2 separate regions of the Homo sapiens genome follow, and region 1 is linked to region 2. A link is an interaction called in ENCODE POLR2A ChIA-PET data of the cell type or tissue named here. Cell type or tissue: Panc1. All regions are shown on one strand. Links, peaks and the distances in the headings refer to the core of each region. The heading gives the core; the rest is flanking DNA.

Evidence for each region. ChIA-PET counts read pairs that join two places held together with the same protein. Peaks named below come from ENCODE experiments on the same cell type or tissue, not always from the same donor. Only the 100,000 strongest peaks of a DNase experiment are listed, where the experiment ranks them.
Region 1: POLR2A ChIA-PET joins it to region 2 with 11 read pairs; 8 of 35 experiments call an interaction of 5 or more read pairs at or near these places.

Annotation. Positions count from the first base shown.
Region 1 is chr7:2,509,450-2,512,355 of GRCh38, reverse strand. No RefSeq gene overlaps it. Among named protein-coding and RNA genes, the nearest start is that of LFNG, 8.9 kb to the left of the region's middle. RefSeq lists a silencer at 923-972. In Panc1, for the core only: no CTCF peak of the experiment used is centred there; no DNase peak of the experiment used is centred there; H3K27ac peaks cover 1,096 bases.
Region 2 is chr7:2,455,228-2,458,133 of GRCh38, reverse strand. No RefSeq gene overlaps it. Among named protein-coding and RNA genes, the nearest start is that of GRIFIN, 20 kb to the left of the region's middle. In Panc1, for the core only: no CTCF peak of the experiment used is centred there; no DNase peak of the experiment used is centred there.

The DNA of each region.
Region 1 (2,906 bases), core at 88-2,587, 54 kb before region 2:
CTCTGCAGCCCGTTTCTGTGCACGCCATCTGCTAGGGACTTGCCCAGACGGGGTTATCCAGTGCTCGTCTTGGTTTCTGGGGACACCTGACAGTGAATGTTTGGAGACACTTTCATTTGTCGCCACCGGGCTGGGGCTGAACAGACAGTAGGGTCTGGCCTATAGGGCCCAGAGAGGCTGCCCCACAGCCCCCCATGCACAGAACAGCCCCACAACCAAGAATGATCCACCCTCAATGTCAGTGGCCACGGCGCAGAAACCATCCAAGAGATGGCGGGCCCTCCCCTGGCCGTGCCTTGGTGGGGCTCTTGCGGTGGCTCTCCTGCCTCGCCTGGGGTCCTCACAAGGTGGGCTTGTGTCTGGCCATGAGGCCCGGGAACGGCGTGCTCCCGCCTTCTTGCAGGAGGTCACACAAGGGCAGAGGATGCAGTGGCCGGGCGTCCAGGACAGTGAGGCTGCCCTGGATTGGAAGGATCGCACGGGGGGGTTCCGGGGGAGCCCACGGCGGGGGGCTGGGAGGAGGCTGCGGCAGGGGCAGGGGCTGGGCTGCTCAGGCTGTGGTCCAGGCCTTGGTGAGGGCAGGGATGGCAAAGCTTGGTCCCCTCCATCCCCCACCACCCCCACAGCCTCCAGGTGGTCCCAGCCTTAGGACCTGAAGACAAGGCTGGGGCTGGGGTGGAGGGAGGGGCCGCCTGGAAAGCTGTTTGCTCAGCCGGGGTTTAATCTCCAAAACAGGAAGGCCGTATTGACAGAAGCAGCAGCCGGAACTGCTGCGGGCTGCCAGGTTACACTCCCTGGTCCCTCCTCCTCTCCCCACGCTGGGGGGCTCCCCGACAGACCCTGCCCTCAAATACAGCTGCTCCCATCACCTGCCACAGCCCCCCAGGCTGCACCTCGGGGAGACGGTACCCCGCTTGCTCTGCAAGCTGCAGGGAGGCCTGGTGCCAGAGTGAGGCAGGAGGCTGGAGGGGGCTCCGGGGTCACAGGCCGGGCCGGGTGTGACTCTTGGCCTCATTTTGCAAATGAGGAAGCTGAGCCCAGAGAGGGAAGTGAGCTGGTTTGGGTCCCACAGGGTGGGGTGAGGGTGGTCTGCCTGGATGCCCCCACCCCAGGTCTCTAACACTCTTGGGAGTGGCTCTGTCCACCATCACCACTGTCCAACCCGCACAGCAACCCCCGTGCCTGGCCTCCCCGTCCCTGGGGTACCCAGGAGGTCGGACCCAGCTGGGGCTCAGCAGGGCTCAGCAGGGCTGTGGTGCCGTGAACCCTCTGGCAGCGGGCGGACATTATACATCCACCCACTGCCAGAGGAAGCTGCGGAGACGGGCAGGGTGATATGCCAGGTGGCCCCGGCAGCCTCTGAGGTCATTCTGGGCGGGCACTTCACCCAACAGCAACGTCAGGCCCCTTAAGAGCCTGGCGGTCCCTTATCTTCTCCCCGGTGGCTGACTCAGTAGGACCAGGGATCTCCGGGCAGGGCTGAGGGCCGCCCACCCCTAGGTCACCTCGGGGAGCCCACGTGCGTCTCCAGACCTCGGCCTTCCTGCATCTCAGTTCCATGCCCACTGCTTGTCCTGAGCTGGAGCTGGGTGGGAGCTGGCTCTGAGGGCTGTCCCCATATCTTAGAGATGGGGCTCGGCTCTGCCACCCTCCCTTGGCTCCCCACTGCCCAGTTGGGAGGGCTGGCTCTGCCCCTGGCGTCCTCAGGCCACCCCCTGGCCCACTCTGCCTGCCGAACCCCCCAGGCCCTGCCAGGCCCAGGATCCCCACACTCCAGCCGCCCCTCTGTGTCTGCCTGGAGTGCTCAGCGTCTCCACCCCTGTGGGAAGTCTCCTCGCTGCTCCCTCCTCCACTCTACCTGTTGTCTGTTCCTGGGTCCCGTCCAGCCCTCAGCACAGCCCGGCACCCACAGAGTACTCAGTCCAGATGCCGACGCAATGGAGCTGAGCTTCCTGGACTTGGCTCTTGCCAGAAGACTTGGAAGAAGGGACCTTGAAGAGCATCTAGGTCCAAGTCCCATTTCACAGATGGGAAGATGGAGGCCCCAGAAGGCCTCCCAGGCCCACATGGCCAGCAGCAGGTGTCTCCAGCCACCCTTGAAAGTGAACCCCTCAGGCTCACACCTCCGGGTGCCTCCCATATGCCAGGAAGTCCCAAAGTTCTGAGGCGCTGAGGCTCCAAGACTTCCCCTGGGCGGGGTCTTTGGTGGTGCCAGGGGGTGAAGGTGAACCTTCAGGCATGGCGGTCTTTTGGCCAGGCCTGCTTCTCCCTGCAACCCCTCGGAAAGCCCTGCCAGGCTGGGAAACTGAGCAAAAGCTGGACATGCCCAGGCCAAGGGGTGGGCAGCTGGCTGGCCTGCCTCAGCAGGGTGGGGCCTGGGGACCAGTCCAGGCCTGTCCCCAACAACCTGGCCTATGGCGTCTCTCTGGGTGGAGAGTCCCCTGTCCTGGCTGTGTCTCCAGCCTCAGGTGGGGTCCTAGCTGTTTCTTTCTGGTCTCAGCTGCGCCCCCCACTCCAGCCTCCACCCCACTCCCTGCAAACCGGCAGTCACTTGAGCCCTCCTCGGGGCTCTGAGCCCCCCTCGGGCAGATCTTCAGGCCTGGGGCATCCCCAGAGGCTGGGCTGTGCCCAGTGGTGGCCGCCCCTCCCTCCTGTCTCATCCCCACCTGCCATGGCTGTCACTCTATCTCAGCGACCCAGTTTTCCTCCTTGTCTCTGTTGGTGGGGCGGGCGGCCCTGGGGGGACAGTGTCCCCCTTTGTGGCGGGGCGACCGGTGGATCAGGTGTCTCTGGTGGGGCCGGCAGGCGCGTCTGCTGGCTCGGGCCAGGGGCCACGGCTTTCAGGTCTTCAATAGCTCAAGATTAGGTTCCGTCCCTGAGGGCCCCTGTTGTGTGGCCATTGTGAT
Region 2 (2,906 bases), core at 179-2,678:
CACGCCTGTAATCCCAGCACTTTGGGAGGCCGAGGTGGGCGGATCACGAGGTCAGGAGATCGAGACCATCCTGGCTAACACGGTAAAACCCCGTCTCTACCAAAAATGCAAAAAATTAGCCGGGCATGGTGGCGGGCGCCTGTAGTCCCAGCTACTCGGGAGGCTGAGGCAGGATAACGGTGTGAACTCACGAGGCGGAGCTTGCAGTGAGCTGAGATCGCGCCACTGCACTTCAGCCTAGGGGACAGAGCGAGACTCCATCTCAAAGCGAGGTCATCAAATGGGAATGAGGATGGGAAGGAAACAGGTATGTGGGAGCACCCTCAGTTCACCATATTAATTACTACAAGAAGATCCCCCCAGGTAGGGTTGCCATATTTAGAAAAACACAAACAGGATGTACAATTAAATTTGAATTTCAGATAAATAATAATTCACTTTTTCAATATAAGTATATCCCATGGCCAGCTGGGCATGGTGGTGCGTGCCTGTGGTCCCAGCTACTTGGGAGGCTGGGATGGGAGGATCACTTGAACCCAGAAGTTGAGGCTGCGGTGAGCTATGATCATCCCATTGCACTCCGGGCCGGGTGACAGAGCAAGAACTTGTCTTAAAATAAATAAATAATAAAAACATAATCAGAGGCCGGGCACGGTGGCTCACTCCTGTAATCCCAGCACTTTGGGAGGCCAAGGCGGGCAGATCACCTGAGGTCAGGAGTTCTAGGCCAGCCTGGCCAACATGGTGAAACCCCGTTTCTGCTAAAAATACAAAAATTAGCCAGGCATGGTGGTGCACAGCTGCAATCCCAGCTACTTGGGAGGCTGAGGCACGATAATCGCTTGAACCCGGGAGGCAGAGATTGCAGTGAGCCAAGATTGCACCACTGCACTCCAGCCTGAGCGACAGAGCGAGACTCCATCTCAAAAAAAAAAAAAAAAAAAAAAAAAGGACACAATCAGAGCCATCAGTGGCTGCACATCATGGAGGGGACAGAGTTCACAAACTAAGTTGAGGCAAATTACAAAAGAAACAAACAGAAAAATAGCAGCAACATCAGCCCTCAAGGGAGAAAAATAATACTTTAAAGCTGCTACAGTGTGTCATTTAAAATGTCTGGTTTTCCACAAAGTCATTACAAGATATACAAAGAAACACAAATTTATGATCCCTATTCCAAAAACAACTGTCCCTGAGTGTCCTCTGATGTTGACTTTTTCAGACCAAAACTCCAAAGCAGGAAATATAAAGATGTTCTAAGAACTAAAGAAAACTATGTGTAAAGAATGAAAGGAAAGCATATCAACAATGAATCAGCAAATAGAGATACTCAATAAAGAAACGAAATATAAAAAATGTGACCCCATGGATTATATTTAAAAAGTGAAAAAAAAATTATAAAAAAGAAACACATGGATATTCTGGAGTTGACAAGTATAATTGAAATGAAAAAAAAAAAATCACTAGAGGGGCAGATGTCGCATGACAGAAAAAAGAAACAATGAACTTGACCACAGATCAATGAATAGAAATTATCCAATCTGGGCCAGGTGCAGTGGCTCACTCCTGTAATCCCAGCACTTTGGGAGGCCGAGACGGGCAGATCACTAGGTCAGGAGTTCAAGAGCAGCCTGGCCAACATGGTGAAACCCCATTTGTACTAAAACTACAAAAATTAGCTGGGCATGGTGGCTCACGCCTGTAATCCCAGCCACTTGGGAGACTGAGGCAGGAGAATCGGAGGCAGAGGTCGCAGTAAGCTGAGATCGTGCCATTGCACTCTAGCCTGGGCGACAAAAGCAAAACTCCATCTCAAAAAAAAAAAAAAATTATCCAATCTGAAGAACGGAGAAAAAAAATTTGAAGAAAAATGAAAAGGGCCTCAGAGACTTGTGAGACAATATGAACTGTGCCAACATGCATGTAATGGCAGTCCCAGGAGAGAAAAAGGGGCAGAAAAAGTATTTGAAGACAAAAATGGCCAGACATTTCCCAAATTTGATTAAAACAACATTCATCTACAAATTGAAGAAGCTCAGTCAACTCAAAGTAGGATAAATACAAAGAGATCTAAAACTAGACTCCATCTCAAAAAAAAAGTAATAAAAAAAAGAGAGAGAGAGAACATACAAATGATCAAATTCAGGAATTAAAGAGCGTATGTCACGGACCCTGCAGAAACTAAAAGGCTTCTTAGAGAATATTATGAATGCTTTATACCAACAAAGTAAAATACTTAGATGAAATGGATGAATTCCTATAAAGGCACAAACTTTAAAAAGTGACTTAAGAAGAAACCAAAAATTGGAAAAGATCTGTAACAACGAAAGACATTGAACTAGTCATTTAAAATCTTCTCGGCCGGGCGCGGTGGCTCATGCCTGTAATCTCAGCATTTTGGGAGGCCGAGGCGGGCGGATCACAAGGTCAGGAGATGGAGACCATCCTGGCTAGGACGGTGAAACCTCGTCTCTACTAAAACTACAAAAAATTAGCCGGGCGTGGTGGCGGGCGCCTGTGGTCCCAGCTACTCGGGAGGCTGAGGCAGGAGAATCGCTTGAACTCAGGAGGTGGAGGTACAGTGAGCCAAGATTGCGCCACTGCACTCTAGCCTGGGCGACAGAGCAAAACTCCATATCAAAAAAAAAAAAAATCTTCTCACAAATGAAAGTTCAACCCAGATAGATTCACTGGTAAATTCTACCAAGTACTGAAAGAGAAATAATGCCAAATCTTTCGTAGAATAAAAGAGGAGGAAGCGTTTCCTACCTCACTCTGTGAAGCCGGTACTATCCTTCCACCAAGGTCAGAAAATGATGCAACAAGAAAAGTACAGAGGACTAGCCTCATGAACATAGACACAAAAATCTTTAACAAAAGATTACAAACCGAATCAGCAGCATATA